4 separate regions of the Homo sapiens genome follow, and regions 1, 2 and 3 are each linked to region 4. Evidence: chromatin contacts called from ENCODE Hi-C or POLR2A ChIA-PET data. All regions are on one chromosome and are shown on one strand. Each heading gives the region's core, a stretch centred on a gene start or an enhancer-like site at or near the end of the contact. The rest is flanking DNA. Distances are from core to core; before and after follow the strand shown. Region 1 holds the start of DPYSL3 (dihydropyrimidinase like 3). Region 2 overlaps DPYSL3 (dihydropyrimidinase like 3). Region 3 overlaps STK32A (serine/threonine kinase 32A). Region 4 overlaps DPYSL3 (dihydropyrimidinase like 3).

What was found. A loop is a pair of places that touch in the nucleus more often than their neighbours do. ChIA-PET counts read pairs that join two places held with the same protein, here RNA polymerase II (POLR2A). Pooled maps may share reads with other maps.
Region 1: a loop to region 4 is called in a map of endothelial cell of umbilical vein, with 9 times the contacts of the local background. The contact joins the promoter of DPYSL3 here to the enhancer-like site in region 4. A Hi-C loop is called at or near these places in 5 of 168 maps with a recorded cell type or tissue (ascending aorta, endothelial cell of umbilical vein, esophagus muscularis mucosa and 2 more) and 14 of 50 pooled maps.
Region 2: a loop to region 4 is called in a map of endothelial cell of umbilical vein, with 12 times the contacts of the local background. The contact joins two enhancer-like sites. A Hi-C loop is called at or near these places in 1 of 168 maps with a recorded cell type or tissue (endothelial cell of umbilical vein), 2 of 37 single-sample maps with no recorded cell type and 4 of 50 pooled maps. POLR2A ChIA-PET finds 5 or more read pairs at or near these places in 1 of 52 experiments (AG04449).
Region 3: a map of ascending aorta shows a loop between it and region 4 (12-fold over the local background). The contact joins two enhancer-like sites. A Hi-C loop is called at or near these places in 2 of 168 maps with a recorded cell type or tissue (ascending aorta and endothelial cell of umbilical vein) and 5 of 50 pooled maps. POLR2A ChIA-PET finds 5 or more read pairs at or near these places in 2 of 52 experiments (RWPE1 and activated T-cell).

Annotation. Positions count from the first base shown.
Region 1 is chr5:147,507,048-147,512,561 of GRCh38, forward strand. It overlaps DPYSL3 (dihydropyrimidinase like 3), which reads right to left and starts at 3,021. Exons shown (of 14, transcript NM_001197294.2): 1 at 2,431-3,021. The coding sequence starts at 2,811.
Region 2 is chr5:147,478,029-147,483,346 of GRCh38, forward strand. The region is part of intron 1 of DPYSL3 (dihydropyrimidinase like 3); the gene reads right to left. Among named protein-coding and RNA genes, the nearest start is that of DPYSL3, 29 kb to the right of the region's middle. Within about 2 kb of position 3,508, at least 3 of the 41 ENCODE cell types and tissues checked have a DNase peak (open chromatin) inside an H3K27ac peak, as active enhancers do; they include endothelial cell of umbilical vein, where a contact is called at or near this core.
Region 3 is chr5:147,306,167-147,311,764 of GRCh38, forward strand. The region is part of intron 4 of STK32A (serine/threonine kinase 32A); the gene reads left to right. Among named protein-coding and RNA genes, the nearest start is that of STK32A, 74 kb to the left of the region's middle. Within about 2 kb of position 4,310, at least 9 of the 41 ENCODE cell types and tissues checked have a DNase peak (open chromatin) inside an H3K27ac peak, as active enhancers do; they include ascending aorta and endothelial cell of umbilical vein, where a contact is called at or near this core.
Region 4 is chr5:147,402,857-147,408,113 of GRCh38, forward strand. DPYSL3 (dihydropyrimidinase like 3) reads right to left here. Exons shown (of 14, transcript NM_001197294.2): 8 at 2,754-2,874. Among named protein-coding and RNA genes, the nearest start is that of DPYSL3, 100 kb to the right of the region's middle. Within about 2 kb of position 1,560, at least 22 of the 41 ENCODE cell types and tissues checked have a DNase peak (open chromatin) inside an H3K27ac peak, as active enhancers do; they include ascending aorta, endothelial cell of umbilical vein and sigmoid colon, where a contact is called at or near this core.

The sequences.
Region 1 (5,514 bases), core at 1,771-4,270, 110 kb after region 4:
GTAGAGATGGAGCCTCCATCAAGTTAGGCACAATAATGAATAGAGCTTCCCTGTTGACTCACACTGGACAAATAGGAGCAAGAAATATGTTGTTATGTTTTTTATTAAGCTGCTGAGAGTTGGGGGTTGTTTGTTACTATGGCATCACCCAGCCTTTTCTGACAGATACAAGAGTGCACATACCTAAAAATCATTAAAATGTCTCATAATAAGGAAATATATTTACCCTTATATTTCCAAAGGTCAGAACTAAGAATAATTTGTAGAAACTACAGGTAGGTAGATTTGGGCTTAATTTTTTTTTTTTTTTAAGTAAAGTTGTCCAAAAAGTTGCTTCATGAGGTAGTGAGCTCCCTGACAATGGTTGTATTTAAGCAGAGGCCAGATGATCATTTTGCCAGCTATGTGGCAAAACAGATGGTTTAATTAAGGAGGTTTAGTGTATCAAACATTTATTGAGCACCTCCAATGTGCCAAGCATTCTAGCCACATAGATAAATCCAAATACACAATCTCTACCCTCAAGGAAATAAACAACAAGTTCAGAACTTGATAACCTCCGTGGTCTCTTCTAACAGTGTGATTCAACCAAATTAGAGATAATAACATGGCCTGGATGAAGCAGATGGCAAGCCCAAACTTACAAATGACTATGTAGCACTAGAAATCCTGCTGATGCCTAGGTTGTATTATTATTTCTCAATTAGTAGCCAAAAGTATAGGGTTTGCAAAAGGGAGGAAAACGGGAGAATTGCTAGGTTTAAAGGAGGAATATTTTCCCTTTCTCTAGTTACCATTCTTAAATCTTGCAAACCCAGCATATTATCTGGCTTACATCAGGGGTGTTTCAGCAAAGGGAATAGCACTGACTCACAGCAATTGTTACCGACCTTTTCCATCACTACTCCCGCCCGTTCCAGTCAGGAAGGGAACATTTCAATATGGACAAGTCAGACATGAAGAAAGGAATAACCTTTCTATAGGGTTCTTCTTCAGTTTAGATATCAACCAAAACATTTGCAAAATATCAGAAGTTTTCCCTAAAACGTTGGTAAGCAAGGGCTTAGGGGAATCACGCACTAAAAGGATGATGTGAAAATCACAAACTAAATGAATGATTTCAGAGGAAGCCGACATTGTTTTCCAAGTGGTACCCTTGAACAGCACTAACTTCAGCACTTATTTTCCCTGGTGGTCTTAGTAGTCAAAGGTTGGTTGGTTGGTTTGTCTAAACTTTCAAAAATCAAACAGTGAACAGAGATGCTGTTCTTTCACTAGCTCATTGCATTTTAATGGAAAAACAACTAAAACCTGAATAAGCATTAACTGTAATTGCTCTGAGGCAGACATTTCCATTTCAGGTTGTTATTCCTAACCATATTAGTGCAGAATAATACATGCGGATGGATTTTGCGGCCATTACCTAGACAAGGGTGAGGGCATCTGATTATTATTATTCCCCAACTGAAAGCTTCAGTTTGAACTCTGAAGTCTCCAGCCCTGCCAGGCCCTGCATTTTCTGAACTACATCTCTGAGTCTCTGTGAAATAGACACATAAATCAGGGCAAGCTAGATTTCAATGCCATCCCTTCAGTCAGTTCAGTGTGACATAAGTTTCTCAAAAATACACATACAGAAGAAATTGGCTTTGGCACATTTAAGAGCAGCAGGGAATTTGCATCTCATGCTAGTTTAATGTGCACTCTTAATACTCTCGTCTATTTTCTAAAATATAATGCTATTCTTGCAGAGGCAGCTGGACCCCTGTAATACCCAGTCTTGTGCCAAGCTATGTACACAAATACACTCTTTACAAACACAGATGTGAAATGCCGTGCTAAGACACAAGCGAGGCATAGAGAGAGATTCGCGTGTTTAGTCTAGAGGCTCCACACCCAAAAGTTTCAGGGACAGAGCTGATGTTTGAAGACTGAGAGGGGAGACCGCCCCTCCAGTACTTTCATCCGGGCACTATGGAGATGACCCCCATATTCCCAGCATCACTTTGCCCTCTGCCGTGGTGACCCGGGTTGAGATTTAATCTAGGGCCAGAGGGGGGCAAGACAATTGTGCTGTTGGCTACTAGAGAGAAGAGCTGGAAATCACTAAGCCTTCCCGGGCTGACACACCCACCCAGACCGGATGGCCCAGGAGTGCGGCGAGGAGGCAGGGGCAAAGGACGCGGCTCCAGGCAGGGGAACCCGGGCATCCCTTCCGCGCTTGCACGAAGATGCTGCAAGTGGCGACACGCGCGAATCCAGGGTCTGGGCTAGGAAGTCGCGCTACGCTCAGTGGAGGATGACCCTTTCCTCCTCCTTGTCCCCCAGCCCCGTGCAAAGTGAGCTGGAGAAAGTTGTGCCCGGGCCATGGCGGCCAGGGCTGGAGAAAGGAACGAAGGCAAGGAGGGAAGTGACCCGGGGCCCCCTTACCTTGTCCTTGGGGCCGAGGTTCTGCAACACCTCTTTGCCGGTGGCGCTCCGGATCTCTACCCCGGCGGGGGCGGGGGAGGCGGGCGCGGGCTCCCTGCTCTCTTCCCGGCCTTGGCCCCTGCGCGGGGTGTCCCCCTCGATCCCGGGCCGACTCCCCGATCCTCGGTCGCTGCCCTGGCCGCTCCGAGGAGTCTTCGCGCCCCGCTGCCCCACGCTGAGGGCATCGAAATCCAGCGTCTTGCTCTCGAAGGCGCCCTCCACGTTGCAGAACATGCCGCCGTATTTCTGCCGCGGGACCTGGTCCGTGGTGCCCGGCCTGGCCAGGTACACGGGCAGATCGTCTTCGTGGGAGCTGTCCCAGCCCCTCCGGCCCGAGGCCATGGTTCAAGCACGAAAGCGGCCCGCGGGTTTTTCTTCCCCAGAGGCGGAAAGGGCAGCCGCCGGCAGCGTGCGCCGAGCCACAGTGACTGTGGCGGGAGGAGGCGCCTGAGCCTTCGCGCCAGAGGCGGCAGTGCTGCTCCGATTCCTGCTTGTCCCTAGCGAGCCAGCGAGCCACACAGCCAGCTAGCGCGCGGAGCAGGGGCCCAGAGTAGCGCCGCGCTTGGCTCACTCGCTGGACCTCTCGCCCGGCCGCACCTCCTCACGCACCCCCAACCCTAACGTGGCCTCCCGGGCTGACGCAGCGTCGGTGCCCATCACAATCACAAACCAAACTTGGCGCGCGCGCACACGCACACACAGGCGCACACTGCCCGCTCGCGCAACAGCCTTGCCTCACACACTTTCGCGCAATTTAGACGTCTTAGAAATGTTCACACTCCAGCACTTGACTGCTTCACCCACACTAACTCCCTAGTTTGCCTCACAAACACAAAGCTTTCTGACGTCCCTCGTGCACAAAAACCCAGCTGACCCAGGTGGATTCATCTCAAAGCCAAGTCCTGATTTACAACTAACACATACAAACTCAAATTTACGACAGACTCACAATCCTACCCGGAACCCCGGACTTGCCTCATCCTGATCTTTAGGATGACACTCATAACTACACCCAGTTCTAGAATCTGCCTTGCAAACCCACACTCTCACATGAAGTCCTGAATTGGCTTACACACACAACACAAACACACACTGAGAGAGAAGCCCTCTTACTTCATTGAGAGTCACAAAAGCCCTTTGGCTCACATAAGCCCTTTCTTAGCTTCTATATAATATCCTAGTTTGCTTTTTACCACCCCTAATTTGCCTCATTTCAGATCACACACACACACACACACACACACACACATTCTTAGGTTTTGCCTTGCAAAGCACTCTTCATTGATGCTCTGTCCCTCATACAACAAACCCCAGATTTTAATCTCACACACTGACACAAGTCCAGGTTTACCTCAGTCGGAACCGACACTTAGATTCACACCTAAGCCCAGATTTACTTCAAAAATCACACAACCAAAGACTTTGCTTTTCATGTTACCTCAGATGTATGCAGACTTTACTTATGTACATCTGTGCTTTCATAACCTCATTCTCTTCCCCACGTCCACCCACGTATACTCTGACGCCGACTCTGCCACATAAACAGAACCTGCAAACTACATACCTTACATCATATCTGCACACACCACCTAAACCCAAAACCTGTTGTGCCGGATTTAACTGTGCTCCCTCTCAGAAAGTCACCCATTTATTTATTTAGTCAACCAACATAAATCAGGTACCCACTATGGCTTTCACAAGATGCTGGAGCAACAGTGTCGAACAAGAGAGATCGGCCTGTCCTCACCAAGAATGTAGTCTATTACCACCCATCTAGGTAGCACAGCCGTTCACTGTTCTGCTCAACTTACAGAACTTTGTTTATTTTGTGAACTAAACACTCCCCCTCCCAAGTATGGACACATACATGCTAAGCTCCATAAAGGCAGAGATCTGGTCTGTTCAGTTCACCTTTGTATATCTTGTGCCCAGAACATCTACAGGCACTTGATACATTCTTTTTGAACAAATGGAGGATAACAATAACAACGACAGCAGCACCAGAAAATGTTTATGGAGTTATTGCTATGTGCCAGTCATTATTATAATTGTTTCACATATATTAACTCATTTAATGCTCATAAGCATATGGCCGGCTTCTTTGTGCGCATAGACATACTCTTTGAAGGCATCCACATAGAATTTGATGAAATTAACCTTTGAACTCTGATTTTGGAGTGGAACAAAGGCTCCGGAAACTGGAATGTCAGTCTCAGGTCTGTGACAGCCACAAAATATTGAGGAATGGAAGTTGGCCTGAACTTAGATCAAAGACAGGTATGTTGACACAATTTAAACCTATCCCCTGGCCAGGCGCAGTGGCTCACACCTGTAATCCCAACACTTTGGGAGGCTGAAGCAGGTAGATCACCTCAGGTCAGGAGTTCAAGATCAGCCTGGCCAACATGGTGAAACCCAATCTCTACTAAAAATGTAAAAAATAGCCGGGCGTGGTGGCACCCGCCTGTAGTCCCACCTACTTGGGAGGAGGCTGAGGCAGGAGAATTGCTTGAACTCAGGAGGTGGAGGTTGCAGTGAGCAGAGATTGCGGCACTGGGCTCAAGCCTAGGCGACAGAGCAAAATTCCACACAAAACAACAACAACAACAACAACCCAATCCCCAGTGAAGAGAAAGCCACTTGCTAAACTGCCTGTGCTCTATCAGAATTATTTATGACTTCTTAAGCTGACTTCCTTTGGGCAGCTGCTCCTTCTTAACAAATGCTGGTTGGTGATGGACTCAGAATTTCCTGTGAGTGCTGCTTCAGAACAATTACAGTTAAGGGTTATCCAGGTTTTATTAGTTTCAGGCTCTGCGCTAAGGACATCCAGGCAGTATCTTAATTAATCTTAATAACCTTACCTGTCTGGTACTAGCATTTCTTTTTGTTTGAGACAGCATCTCCCATTTGAGACAGATGGGAAAGGCAGGAGTGCAGTGGCCCGATCACAGCCCATGGCAGCCTTGACCCCTGGGGCTCAAACAATCCTCCTACTTCAGCCTCCTGAGTAGCTGCGACCACAGGGGTGTGCCACCATGCCCA
Region 2 (5,318 bases), core at 2,258-4,757, 77 kb after region 4:
TATCTTACATTTTGAGCTCTCTTTTTCATTATTGCTCTCATAAAAATGTTTTTCAATTAATGATTTATCCTAAGTTATGCACTACATAAGATATCTCTCAGTCTCACAGAACTTCACACATTCCCTTTGTATTCATTGGTCTGTTAGAGGGAGTTCATAGGTCTTCTTAATACACACTCTGACATTTTAATTTTTACTCCGTCTCCAGCTTATACACATTAATATCAGCTAGAACTTGCATTCAGCTCTGCATAACTACATCTGTAAGGGAGGCTGGAACATGTAGTTTTTTAAGCTGGGCACATTGCCTCTGTCAACAAAAAAATCAGGGTTGCCTCAGTAAGAAAGAAGGAGACAACTGATTATTGGTTAGACACACATCATAACATCTAAGAAGTATGGTGTAAGAAGATGGTACCTTTGGAAAGAAGAAGGCAGCCAAGAGAGTCCAAGATGCCTGTTAAGTTTTGTGGCCTTACATGCACTCCGTATGACCCTGTGTAATTTGGCCTTGACTGTCCTCTCTGCCTTTGACTTTTGCTCAACTTATGCCACTGTCTACAGTGTTTCAGGTTCCTGAGCATGCCATGCTCTCTCCTTTATTGATCCTCTGTGTGGAAATCCTCTGCCCCCCACACACACCAGCATGCATTTCCACTACCATATCATACACATATATTTTGCCAGGCTATCTCAAATGTACATTGAGGCTGTGGGGAACCTTTCTTATCCCTCAAGGTTGGTTCTCTATCTGTCTGTGGGACCTTGGGGCCCTTTGTTTCTCTGAGACCCCTACTGTACTGCCTATCATACTGTACTGTAAGTGTGTCAGGGAAAGTGTCAGCCTCGGGACACTGTCTCCCCAAACTGTCAGCACCCTGAAGACAAAAACTTTATTCCATTTCCACCAGATCAGACTTGCCTTTTGCTCATTTTTCTTTATCAAGTATTTGCACAGTGTCTGGCATCTAATAGGTGAGCAATAAATTTTTGTGGAATGTATACATTAATAAATTCTACCTGAGTACATCATGAGTTAATTAAAGGAAAAAAAAAGTGTAGACAGGCAGTAATAGTAGCTACTACTTATTGAGGGTTTTCAAACTGTGAAGCATTCTGGATTTAGAGCACTACAGGGATTATCTTACTTTTCCAACAACATATGATACACATACAATTACTGAAATGAGGGAAGTGAGGCTCAGAGAGGTTATTTGCCCTAGGTCATAGAGCTAATAAAACACTGAGCAGGGATTTAAACCCTGGTTGTGTCTACTCCACAATCAAAATCCTTAATTGCCGGGCTATGCTGCTGAAATTCAGGTCTCAGCGCCTTTGGCTGTATATTCTAAGAGATGCTGCAACATAAATCCCTAGTGCACAGGACAACTGTTTAGGAGCGCAAGTCTTGTCAACTCAGTGAAGGACATTTTATCTTGTCTGAAGAGAGAATGAAAAAAGGAGGTGAAACACAATGGGGGTTTTATTTTGGGAAAAAGAGGAAGCAGGGTGACAAATGAAATAAACTGAGAATCCCACATCAGAGCAACCACAGAGCCAATCTAAGACAGGCATCTTATCTATCAACACCATTCTGACAACCAGCTAATTAAATATCTCTGGGGAGAAAGTTCCCATCTTGACTCACAAGGGCCAATGCTGAGTCTTGAAGCCTGTTCTCCACATGGAGCTTAGCAAGGCCAGCTTCCCAGATGGCCTGATAATCCCTGAAGCAAGCATAACACCCAAGTCCCACTGTAAAACAGGCACAGGCAGCAGACTACACAGAAATCAGGCTTAGCATAATAAGAATAATATAAAGGCTTGCATTTATTGGGCACTTGCAATCAGCAAGCAACTGAGTGGTGTTTCATTTAATCCTCCAAAAGAATCTAATGATATAGGTATTATCCCCATTGTACAGTGATGAGACCAAGGCACAGCAATTATTCCTGTTATTTCCTCCTGTTTGTCAGCTCTAAGCCCAGCCTTCACCACTTTATACTCTTTGATTTCTACTTGGCTACTACTCTGCAAACTACATGACTCAGAATTCTTAACCAGCTAGCTTCCTATTAAGTTCTGCAAACAGAAGGCAGCACGTAGAGAATAAAAGGCGAAAGAAAGGACAACAGAATCTCTTTCCCGTTTGCCTGTTCCTGCCAGCATCACTCCTGTAGCGGCAGTCATCTCCGGCCTCCAGCTTCTTTTTGCGCTGTCACTCCCAGTTTTGCCACACCCTCTTAGGAGCAGTCAGGTAGAGATCCCTCCTCCAAAATCTGGGCAATGAACCTGTAGGGCAGCACCCCTCCTTATTCATTCAGCCTTGGGTGGTTGCCACTTCCTCTAGTTATTTTCTCTGGATTAACGTCTATGTCTCTTTTCGCTCTTTCAACTTCCAACATGTGTATAATCGACTCTCTGTATCAAATCCCCTCTGTCTGAAGCACCTAGTAGGGTCTCTGTTATGGTGGCTGAACCTAGACTGATATGGCTATGTTAATTATCTTGTCCAATGTCACACAGCTGGTAAGCAGCATAACCATTACTAAACCCAGGTTTTCCACAGAAGTTTAAATGGGCAGCTTTATCTGCTGTAGGAAGCTAGGACCACAATCAATACAGATTTGTTGAAATGAACCAATTTCTTAGTGCACACATCATGAATATATATATATTATTATTATTATTATTATTATTATTATTATTATGAGAAGGAGTTTCTCTCTTGTTACCCATGCTGGAGTGCAATGGCGCGATCTCAGCTCACTGCAACCTCCACCTCCCGGGTTTAAGCGATTCTTCTGCCTTAGACTCCTGAGTAGCTGGGATTACAGGCATGTGCCACTACGCCCGGCTCATTTTGTATTTTTAGTAGAGACAGGGTTTCTCCATGTTGGTCAGGCTGGTCTCAAATTCTCGACCTCAGGTGATCCACCCACCTTGGCCTCCCAAAGTGCTGGAATTACACGTGTGAGCCACCACGCCTGGCCATAAATCTATTTTTATTAAAAATAAAACATATGTATATAATGCTTTAAAGTTTACAAAAAATTTCATACGCATTATTTCATAAAATTCAGAGAGGAAATGTAGATAAGGGTGTAACTTTTGGGATTAAACAGTCCTTGGTTTAATCTCAGTTCTGCCACATAATAGCTGTGTGACAGTTGGCAAGTCACTGAACCTTGTTGAAACTGTTTTTGTTATCTATGAAATACTGTTACTAGAATCTACCTACCTCATAGGGCTGCTGTAATAATTTAAAATCATATGATAGAATACACTACAATGTAATATATTACACATAATATGTCAAGAACTGTGTAGGGTCTGAAGTTTTATATTACTTACAATCTAACAAATTAGCCTGTTACTATTTCATGGATGCTGGCAGAAGACAGGAGGTTCCTGGGTCAGAGACAAATGACTTTATTACTCATGAAAAAGCATTAGCTAGAGTTTTATGTTGGCTTTCTTTGGTTGCCCACACCTCCCAAGTCTCACAGGGATGATGCAAAAGGCTTGCTGTGGTTTGAATATGTTCACCAGAAAGTATGTATTGCAAACGTAATCCCTAATGCAACAGTGCCTGAAGGTGGGGCCTCATGGGAGATGTTTAGGTCATGAGGGCTCCACCCTTATGCATGGATTAATGGCAATTATAAAAGAGCTTGAGGCTGTGAGTTTGAACTCTTGCTCATTTTTGCCTCTCTTGCCCATCTGCCTTCTACCATAGTATGACATGGCACAAAGGGCCTTGCTAGATGCCAGCACCATGCTCTTAGACATTCCAGGTTCCAGAATCATGAGCTAAATAAATTTATGTTCATTATAAATTACCCAGTCTCAGGTATTCTGTTATAGCAGCACAAAATGGACTAAGACATGGTTCAACACAGATGCCAGATGCCTGCACATACAGTGGGTTGTGTTACAGGAGAATAATACTGATGTAGGAAGATTTGCCACTTTTACAGTAAGAGGAAGCAAAACTACTCTTTGTCTAGGGGAAACATTACCTCATCACTCAAGATTGCTCACTAAAAACATAACCATGAGAAATGATCCAGATAAAGAGCAGTCAGGGCCTCATATTTTTGTTATAACCAGCAACAACATGCAAGGATACCCAAAACCCATGGTTCCCTGCCTCTCCCAATGTAATTTACCAAGGACTTAGTAATTACACGATAAACAATAGCTATCAGTTTGGATCTCATAAAACCCAATCATGAAAGAACCCTTTTCACAATCTATAGATTTGAGGAAATCAGCTCAGAGAAGTAAAATGATTTGCTCAGGGGTAATACCCTTTGTGGAAGTGGTGGATCTGAGTGTTCAAAAATCAGAAATTATGACACCAAATCCCATGGCCATTCTTCTCCATCTAGATCTATATTTGTAAGGATAGGTGGCACACACCATCAGCTCAGATTGGCCACATAATGTGTGGAGCTCAGTGCCAATATTTCTAGAACTCTTGAATTTTAGAGCCAGAATGGCCCTACTTATAATCTATTCTAGTGATTTCCCAACTGTGTTCACCAGAGACCGTTTTTTCCACTGAGCTTCCTCAGAGGCCACCAAGGGGTAGAGGCTGGGCACATAAAAGGAAGGTTGAGAAAGTCTCTATCAAAGCAGTTTCACTTGTATTGAGCTTACGCATAAGATTACTTCTGATTTTTTTTTCTAAAAGAAGGAGGTTGTATTAGTCTGTTTTCACATTGGTATAAAGATACTGCCTTAGACTGGGTAATTTATAAAGGAAAGAGGCTTAATTGACTCACAGTTCTGCATGGCTGGGGAAGCCAAAGGAAACTTATAATCGTGGCAGAAGCTGAAGAAGAAGCAATTACCTTCTTCACAAGGAGGCAGAAAAAAGAAAGTGTGTGAAGGAGGAACTGTCAAACTCTTATAAAACCATCAGATCTCGTGAGAACTCACTATCATGAGAGCAGCATGGGGGAACTGCTCCCACGATCCAATCGCTTCCCACCAGATCTCTCGCTTGACACGTTGGGATTACAATTCAAGATGAGATCTGGGTGGGGACACAAAGCAAAACCATATGGCGGTGCTCACAGAAAATCTCACATTTAACTCAACTATAATTATTTCAACAATGGAGAAATTAAGGCCCAGAAAGGTAAAGGGATATGATCAAATTTACATGGTGAGTAACAGATCCATGTCTCACCCTCACTTTCCGAGCTTTCAGCGAATGCTTTTTAGTTAGAGCTGTTATATAATAAGAGGTACTTTTAAAAGCAAACAGTAGCAAGACACTAACAGGAAGCCAGGTGCTTTGAATTGCC
Region 3 (5,598 bases), core at 3,060-5,559, 94 kb before region 4:
CTCCCTGTGGTTTTAATTTGCATTTTTCTGGTGACTTATGAGTTTGGGCATATTTTTGCTTATTGACCATTTATAATCCCTTTGTTGGGAAGTGCTTGTTTGACTCTTTTAACCATCTTTCTATCGGTTGCCTCTTTTTCTTATTGATCCATGAAAGCTCTTTATATATTCTATATACAAGTCTTTTTAAAAGTTTTTTAAAAACTTTTATTTAGCACATACCAAGTCAGGTGTTGTTCCAGGTGCTGAAATGGAGGAGAAGGAAATTTTCAGAAGATATGTGGCAAAGAGAAAAAAGTGTTAACCTTTGTGATTTGTGTTATTTGTTACTATCAAGTTGGCAATAATAAATATTTATTATAATTTGTAACACATATTTAAAATGTATTATATATAATATTTTATATTGTATCATATATAAAATCAACAGATTTTAATTAATTCAAAATTCAGTATCTTCACTGACATGTGTTAGCTTCCTAGCACTGGAATGTCATTTGCTTGCTTACATATAAAGGTATAATAAATTTTAAATCTTCTGCTCAGATAAAGAAGTAGTGAATTATCTAAGATGTTTGAATGACTTAACATAAATATTTCTAAGGAAAGGGATAAATCACATAATTTTTCTGCATGGAAACCAAATAAAACAAATAAAAAGAAAGATGCGTTTATCAGTAGGGAAAGTGTCTAGAAAAAGTACATATAACTATGCCTGACAATAGGCATATAGCCTACATGTAATTGATACATTTTAGAAGAAAGTGTGGAATCATTTTTAATATTATGTATGTAGAACTCTACCCTGAGTCAGGAGTTTCTTGTCATATGTTGAGGAGGGTAGAACAGAGTTACTAACACTAAATGAGACATTGAATAACCTATCTTTTGTTTTTATGGGTAAAAAATATAGCGACCATAATATACCAGAAGTAAAAGAAATACAAATTAATATCTAATTTATTATATATATGGAATGAGCTGTGAAACTTCACCAAGAAGTCTTTCTTTGGGGCATATAAACTATTTGCACAATCTCTGACCTTCTTTTTCACTGCAATAATGGTTTTTTTTTTAACAATAAAAAATGTTTGGACTTAATGTGGTACAATTTATCAATCTTTTTCTTTATGCGTAGTGATTTCTGTGTTCTCTTTAAGAAATTTTTGTCTGGCTGGGGACAGTGACTCACGCTTGTAATCCCAGCACTGTGGAAGGCCGAGGCAGGCAGATCACTTGAGGCCAGGAGCTTGAGACAAGCCTGGCCAACATGGTGAAACACCATCTCTATTAAAAATACAAATATTAGCCGGGTGTAATGGCACATGCCTGTAAATCCCAGCTACTTGGGAAGCTGAGGCATGAGAATCCCATGAATCCTAGAGGTGGAGGTTGCAGTGTGCCGAGATCATGGCGCCAATGCACTCCAGGTTGGGCGACAGATCCAGACGCTGTCTCAAAAAAAAAAAAAAAAAAAAAAAAATCTTTGCCTATGCCAACGTGGAGCTATTCTATCCTGTTTCCTAGAAGCTTCACTGTTTTAGCTTTCACATTTAGATCTACAGTCTAGGATCAAGTTTTATTTTGTCTTCATATAAATAAGTAATTGACCCTTAGCCATTTGTTGATGAGCTTATACTTTCCTTACGTCACCACAGAACCATATTTGTTATTAATCAAGTCACCATCTATGTATGGGTTTCCTGACTCTGTTCCATTGATTCATTTGTATACTCTTGCATATTTATCACTCTGTTTTAATTACTGTAGTTTTATACTGGATTTTCAGTAATTCATCTTTGGATTATGTTGGCTACAGTTGGTTCTTTAAAATTCCATATAAATTTCATAAGTAGCTTTTCAATTTGTATTTTAAAGCTGCTGGTATGTATATTGGGTACATGGAGTCTATAGATTAATTCAGGGATAACTAACATCTTTTTAAAATATCAAATTTCCAATTCATACATTTTATATATATATATATATATATATATGTGTGTACATGCATATACATATATATGCGTATACATTTCCTTATTTATGTAGATATTCCTTAATTTCTCTCTTTGGTTTTAGTTTTTCATGTAGAGGTCTAGCGTATTTGTCTTTAGACTGATGACTAGGTATTTGATAAGATTACAAGTGGTATTATTTATCAAAATTGTATTTCTTGCTAGTTTGATGCTTATATACTAAAATACAATTGATTATTAATATTGACTTTGTGTTCAGTGACCTGGCTAAATTCTCTTATTAATTATACTAGTTGTCCCATAGGTTTTCTTGGATTTTCAATATTTACATTCATGTGATTTACTAATAGTGGCAGGTTCATTTCTTCCCTTTCAATCTTGCCTTTTCTTTCCATGCATATTGCACATGCATTGAGAACAATGTTGAATAAAAGTAGTGATAATGGACATCTTTGTCTCTTTTTCCCGAGTTCACAGGGAAGGTTTTCAATATATCAAGAGTTTATAAAATATTTGCTGTAGGCTATTTGTAGATATCCTTTATCACAATAAGAAAGTTTCTTTTCTGTCCTAAGTCACTAGAAGTTTTTTTTTTTTTTAACATGAATGAGTACAATATTTTATCAAATACTTTTGTTTTACTGAGGTCATTTCTATTGTGAGTGAAGCAAGTTGATTTGTAAATATTAAAGCAATCTTGATTTCCAAAAGTAAATGCTAGTTGGTCATGTTCTATTATCCTCTTGTGTATATTACTGGCTACAATAAAATATTTGTTTTTTATATTTTTTATATTATTATTCATACATTATTTATGTATGTTATTTATTATTTATAAATATGTATTCTATTTATATATATTCCTACATATATTTTAGGATGTACATAGACAAGTTTGAATGGTAACAAGAATGAGCCAACTGAGAGGAAGAAATTGGTAATGTAGTAAAGAGCGGGGATGATTGCCAAGTCAGGTCCTGCAGGTGGTGAGATGAATGTGACTCAGGGCACAGGTGAATGAGCTGACCTTAGGTGGAAGTGGGGACCCTTCCTTCATGTACTAGGAGAGAAAGCAGAGTTTGAAGTCTGTATGTGTGTGAGCTGCTGGGCTTCTCAGAGGGCAGATGAAATAGTTCTTATGCCATTGCCTGTGTTTTCCCTGTGGTATATGAGGCCATCCACTGAGAATGAAGGTGGTCAGAGTATAGGAAATTTTGAGATGCCGAGAAGATCTGTGAAATTAGTAGAGAATTAGAATAGGATTTTCTAAGTATCCATTTGAGACTTGTAGTTATAATTAAACAAGAATCTATCCTGCAGATTTGTATTTTTCTCCTTAGATTGCACTTAATAGATCACCAGTTCATTTTTGTTGCTGTTTAAAAGCATATTGAGTTTAAGCAGGATTGGAGTTTAATTGGGTGAGGTATTCTCACTGTGACTAAGTTTGATGAATTGAAAAGCGTAGTTGTAGAAAGGAAACTCAAGAAGGAAATTCTTGGGGAAACTTAAAGAATCGTATATATGCAATGTCACTTTTTAAGACAACTAATATTTTTAAGAATTTACTACTTTTGAGGTGCTGTACTAATATATTACATGTATAATTTCATATATCTTCAACTACTAGTTCCTGTAAATAAGTATGCTGATGATGACACGTTCCATTTCTTTCGATAGCCACAAAAACAGGAAGTGATGACAAAGCTGGATTCTAACTCCCGACTCCCAAATTCTCTAAGACCCTCAGCATTAACATATATTTTATTTTAATGTTATTATATATGTATCATTACTTTTACAACTCTTAAACCAAACATTTTAAAATTAGCTACAACTGCAAAATCAACTTAAAAATTTCAAAGAGCCATTTAACATGATAAATTAAAATATTTTAGTAAAACAAAATCACCACTGATACTTTAATATTCTTAGGTCTGAGAAAAACCATTATGTCGTATTATTCCTGCGTTCCTGGTAGCGTTTCTACTGCTGGACATCAGAAATAGAGAATAGTAGAGCCCCTGAGATAAGAGCAGAGACAGGGGAAAAGCAAAACATTTCTGAAGAGGCAGTTGGTCTAGTTTGGCTATAATCACTAGACGGGTAAAGGAACATTGGGTGCATTAAAAGTAGAGAGCCTGGGATGAAGGCGTGAAGGCTGAGTAAGAATCTCTTCACTTGGTAGTAATTCTAGTTCATCCCCCTCTGACCTGCAATTCTGAACATGGTGTAGCTTGGTCAATAAGGAAATAAATTGCCTTTCTGGCTGGAGAGGCAAAGGGTAGACAATACATTGTGCCAGCTGAACTTCCTGTCTCTCCGCTCTGGAGAAGAGCCAGTCACAATGTATGACTCAGCACGCCGGGCACCTCTCCCACGCCAGCCAGGCCTGCCCAGCCACTTGCTGAATCACAAGTGGCCATTTCCAATCCCATCAGTGACCCAAGCTCTCCAACTTAGACTAGTTTCTCTGTGATCGGTCTATGATTGTCATGGAGCACAAAAAGTATTAACTTCTAACATTTATTTTTCTTTCCTGGATGCTTGATGAACTTTATAAGCAAGAGACTGATTTAATTGTTCCTCATTATCATCTGAGCATGCCGTCTTGGCTTGCCCTTTTATATGGAGAGCAAAATGTTGTTATTCCCCTTTGCCTGATTACTGGCTGTATTATTCTCTGAGGTGGCCATCTCAAGAGATTCTGTAGAAAATAATAATAGCAAAATTTCTCCCTTGAGAAGCTTCATAAATTAAATCTCCAGAGCCAGTATATGTAAGCCGACAGATTATGAAATATGATTTAATGCTCTGTCCAGAGAAAGGTCAGGGCTTCAGAAAAATCATCATAATATCAAGAAAAACTAATCTGCAACCTGTTATATGATTTTTAAAAATCACCCCCCATCTTTTTTACTGTGCAAACTGTAGATTTTTGTTTATTTTATTTGAGGCTATAGTTTATGTCTTGAATCACACACATATGAGTATTACTTTCTGTGAGGTTTTCATGACCCCTGCAATCAAACTTGGGTCCTTCTGTTAGTTTCTATCACAGTATCCTTCACTTTTCTTTCACAATTCTTGCCATATTCTATAACTACATATTTGTTTGTTAAATATTTGTTTATCTTTTATAGATGATTGGCTTCAGGAAGAGGGAAACCATGTCCTTTTGTTCAGTCCTTTATTCTCAGCACCTTGCACAACATGAATATACAAAAAATATTTGTAAAATGACCATCGAATGAACAAGTGCTCATTAAGTACCAAGCTATATGCCAGGGGTTGCTGATGGTTAGAAATGAGCAGGGCACAAAATTCTTTGTTCAATTAGTGAGCAATTCAGGCAAAAAGAAAATATTAATGGTGATTATACAATATAATGCAATGCAGCCATCTGCCACTAGATTTCTGAAGTGTTTTGTTTTGTTTTTAAGAGACAGAGTCTTGCTCTGTCACCCAGACTGGAGTACAGTGGTAAAATCATAGCTCACTTCAGTCTCGAACTCCTGGGCTCAAGGAATCCTCTCACCTCAACCTCCTAAGTAGCTGGGACTACAGGTGCATGCCACTATACTGGCTAATTTAAAAACAGAAGCCAACAAACAAAAAACAC
Region 4 (5,257 bases), core at 310-2,809:
AGTGATATAGAAAGCAAATGCTAGCTCATAGCTAGGTGGTTGGTACCAAGTTTCTCTATGCCAAAATCTGGGGCCAAAGCTACCCTATACAGCCCTGCACTTCTTTAACTTTGGTCCTCCAACTTCCACAGTTAAATTCTCCACAAGTTTGCACTCTATGGCCAGGATCACAAATAGATTTTGCCTTGTTTCAACTCCATTCAACTGGTAATAGTTGCCTAGAATTCCATGAAGGGAAAAATTCTAATAATGCGCGGGGTCTCAGTAGAAAAGACTCATGATTAATTAGTAATGTCTGCCATAGGCAAAAGAAGGAAGCGATGGCAATGATTCACATTGGACAGCCCTGCTTTTGGGGGTGAGAGTAAAAAAAAATCCAAGTGATGAGAATTCAAGGGCTCTCCAAAAATACTTACACACTAAAGGATACAGGACCATAAAGATATGAAGAAATGAAAGTCACAGCAAGCACTCAACTACTATTGAAAGAAATAGAATCTTAAAAGTGGAAGAAATCTCCCTCTGGACTATGTTTAGCATGGAAGAGTAAAAGAAGCTAAGATAGTAATTACACCTAGATTTGAATACCAGCTCTCCCAGCTGGGAGATCCTGGACAAGTTGTGCTGCAATTTCATCTGAAAAAAGGCATTTCTGAGAAATGCCTATTTCTCAGAGTTCTTTGAGAATTCTACACAATAAAAAAATTAAAGTATTTATGTCAGTGCAGGGCACATAGCTGTTCCTCATTAAATTGTAGCTTTCTAATATTAATTCTGAGCAGCCATATAGTTAAAGAGCCCTGATGATTGGTGACTAAACACACTGAGACTTCAACCATATCCTGCTCAGGAGGGAAGTGCAAACCCTGCTACACTTTGTCTTGCAAAGAATGCTCTTGGGTGTTTCCCTGAGAATGACGGTCCATGAGTTGTTTACTGACTTCAATCTCAGCAGCCAGTTTTTCATCCCTGAAATAATACCCCCATTCCACCCCGGAGACACAGCTGTACTAGTTCTGCTCGCCAGAGAATTATGTGCCAAAAGGCTCAGGGTTAGGAATTTTTGTCCATGAAGTTTAAAATAAGACCAGCATATAACTAAAACACCCTGTCCCGAGCGGCCCTAGGTCACCCTAAGAATGGGTCCCGGGCAGAATGCAGCCTCAGCAGAGGGCATGAGGGCGGTGGGTGGTCACAGTTGGCAGGGGTGTGTGTGTGCGGCACTGGGTGAGGGCACAAGGAGTTCCTACACACTTCTTCTTTTTCTTTTCTTTGCTTTTCTCCAAGAATGAGTGAGGAGCACTGGGCTGCTTTCCTGGTTCTCGCCCAATGACTCATACCCAGTGGAGCAACCACTCCATGTCAGTTGAAACTTCTAAAAGCTAAGGAGAAAACAGCAGGCCTACGAAGAACAGAGGAAGGAAGGAGGTGCCCCAGAATCTGTCAGCTAGGAAGAGTGTCTAGACAATGTGAAAGCCTCCCCTCTTGTAAGAAAAATAGGGTCACCCTGTGCCAGAAGGCCAGGCATCTGAACACTCAGCCATCAGCGTCAGCTGAGACTATTTTTAGCTACTGCAATCACTCACACGTGGAGTTTCACAGGCCAGTTTGGTAGATGAATCACCCATGTTGGGCCTCTCTACTACCAGAATGGCCACTGGCACGCAGCAGTAGCAACCACATCACTGGGCCTGGTAAATCCTCTCACAACCCAACACAGAGCCACACATCTGCAGCTTCTCACCTGCACTCGTCCCTTACCCAGCCTCACAACTGAGCCCACGAGTCTGACACTGAGGATGAGAACCAGAAACAGAAAAGAAAGCTCTGAAAACTTTAGCTAAGCACAAGGCAAGCAAAGGAAGCCCAAGTTAACACCAGTGGAGAAAAGAAGCAGAAGTCAACAGGGAGCAGGGACACAGCCAGGGTCATGAAGGCCATGGTGGCCAATATGCTTTGGAGACCCACTCAACCCCTTCTCTAAAATAACTTGTGTTAGTCTCAGTGGCTCAGGAGGTGTGACCTGCATCTGCACTGTGGCCTCAATCCTGGCCAGATTATATCATCCCCGGGGTGTTTACTGGTCCAGGGATGAGCACATGACCCAAGCCAGACCAGTCACAGTGCTCCTAGGGACTTTTGCTTGACCTGCTGGAAAAGGTGTATTTTACTTTCCCATCATGCTCTCTGCCAAAAATTGAGGACAACAGGGGCCTCTCAGCATCTATTCTGTAACTGTTCATACTGAACATAAACCAAACAGAGGAAAGAGAGCCAAGAAAGGAGTAAGCGTGACAAACACCTAATACCATTGTTGAGGCCCCTCAATCTAGCCATACCTGAAACACCTACAATCGGTTATTCACTTGTGTTTGTTTAAGCCAGTTTGAGCAGGATCTTTGAATTTTGCACCCAATTTAATCCTGACTGATATGTCCGTTTATAAAACTCAGACAAGGTGAACTGAAAATCAAAGATCAAGGGGAGAAGTAAGATGCACAAAGTCTCAGAAGAACTGGTTCAAGCTGTGTCATCTTGGACAACTCATCTAACCTTCCTGAGCCTCAGTTTACTTAAATGCCAAGTGGGAGAAATCCCAGGATCCTCCCATCCACACAGGATGTGGAGAGCGGCTTCCTAGGGAGCAAGGCAATGAGCAAAGTAGGCACCATTTATATTACACAGGACAACCAGAGAGGGAAGGAGCCACACAGTGCCATCAGGGGCTCCGAGATCTTGGAAACACAAATCACCTTTTTTCCTGGCTTGTGAGATGAGGTCAGCTGCACTCTTGCTCATGACCTTTGTGACGTAGAGAGGGCAATTGGTTTGGCTGGCAATGGTGATGGCACGGAACACAGCCTCAGCTTCCAGCTGCAAGAAAAAGTCTCCAGGAGTCAATAGAAACATGAACCTCTCAAACTGGTGGCTCCCACCTCCACGAACTGTGAGGATGCAGTGCTGCACAAAGGTTATGGATAATTTTGGCAGGATCTGGAATTAGATAGCCTATATCCACATCTCAGATCTACCACTTCCTAACTGTGTCACTTTACTCAGCTTCCCAGTGCCTCTATCCCTCACTAGTAAAATAGTATAGCACAGCATTGTCATCTGAGAGCAATGTCTGGCAGAGGGTAAGTACTTTTTCCTTAGCCTCTGTGGTTATCACAAAGGTGACATCTGAATGAAAGCCTTTGCTCCTCAATCTTCTCAGGACAGAATCTCTGGGCAAACACAATAGCAAACCATTATGTCTAAAATAACCAGCCAAGGCAGTTAGGCATCATGGTTCCTCAAATCCTTTCCTGCAGCAGTAAGTGGTCAGCAAAGGGTTAATTTTAGGAGGCATTTCTTACGAAAATAATTCCCAGGTTTCTCAACACAAAGACTTGTTTTATAATTGATCTCTCCCATCTTACCCTAATGTAGAATTCATGTTTTCAAATATGCTAACCAACCCAGTGGCATTTATTAAGAAATTAGAAGTTTTCCCTTATTTTATTAACAAAGCAGGGTCTGAGAGCTGAGGCTCTCTCAGATGGCCTGGTTCTGAGTCCTGGTTCTGACACTTATAAGCTAGGTGACCTCGGGTACATTGCACAACCTCCCAAAGCCTCAGTTTCCTTGTCTGTAAATTGAGGATAATAGGATCTGACATGTTGGGCTGTGGTGAGGATTAAATGAGTTCATCCTTATAAAGCAGTTAGCTCATTCCTAATGGGGAAACAAGGTAAGTGCCCCTTGAGGGTTGGCTACTGATATTATTGTTGATAATATTTTCTAACCAGTTGAGGGTCTGTGTTACTCTCAAGTGGTCTACTCTCAACTTGTGTAAGTTAGTCCAATTCAGCACAGAGCAGAGACTTTGACATTCTTCCATTCAATTGGCAACACTTCATTTTTTTATGGATATGACATTCTGGTTAGCCTGTGGAGCCCAACACTTAAAAAAAATACCAAAAATAGCTTGCAGATGCCCAATGGCTGTATAATGCAAACCAGTCACTGTCCATTGTGGGTGTAGCTCAGCAGACAGACCTAAGAACTTGGCTGGCTGAGCTGGCCTCCCCCAAGCTGCACTTTATTGCATGTGGATGGGACCTTGGAGGCCCCTGGTCATATGTGAATATGGACACCTTCCTGAAGCACCCAGAATTTTGTACTCTGGAGCGGCTGTCTCTATGCCTGGGGTCCCAGCTCTCTGAACAGCATCACTTGAGGTGGTGTCTGGGTATGCTTGAATTGAACAGGGGCTGGCTCCTCCTATGATCACTCCTCCCACTTCACACCCATGCTGACCACTTCAGCTCCCCCAGGACCTCTGTCCTGGTCCCTTTGATCTCATTCCTCCCAAGCACTACAGGTTTTTCAGCACTTTGACAACATGACTATCTTTGGAAGGTTACATCACCCTCCAACTTCACCCAAATGGCCTTCCACGGCTATAGAGGTTTGCGGCTGAGAGGCTTTTTTACTAAAAAGGAGACAGGAATAAGGAGGAGGGTGGGGTGGTAAGGCTAAGGGGAGGTTGAAAAAACAAACCAAGGAACAAAAATAGACTTTGCTCTGAAATCCCCTGGCTGCTGCTGGAAATCCGTCTTGCCAGCACATCTCCACAGTGACCAGCATTTAAGAAAAACTTCAAAAACAATGCTGATTACCCTGGTCTCTTCACGATGAGTAAACCATTTTCCAGTCCTTCAAGTGTGATCAGCCAGGGGCTTAACCTCTCTGAGCTTCAGCTTCTTTACCTGCGCAACAATGCCAACCACACAGAGCAGCGGCAGCGAGAACTGAGATAACGTATGCAATCAGCACATACCAGATGAATGCATTCCATAGAAGTGACCTAGTATTATTAAGGAGACAGACTTCAGGGATGCTGTATGTGACTGGAACCCTAATCACAAAATTATAAATTATTTAAATGGCAATAAAAATATCACTAGATACAAAGGAGTTTCTGAGGTGCTGATAATCTGTTTCCTTCTATGGGTGCTAGTTATACTAGTATAACTAGTGTAACACTAGCTAAGTGTATCTGGTTTGTGAAAATTCATTGCCTCCTTAGGATAGAAACATTTTTTTCTATATGTGTTCTATTTATATTTTAAATAAGACTCTAAAAGAGACAGGATATGGGAATCATTTCTGGTTATGATTCCTTCTTCTCCCTGTTGTAGGGTTTGGAATGACAGGACAGAAACAGGACTCGCTTCACTGATATGGAGGGCCTTGACTTTGCTCTAGGTGC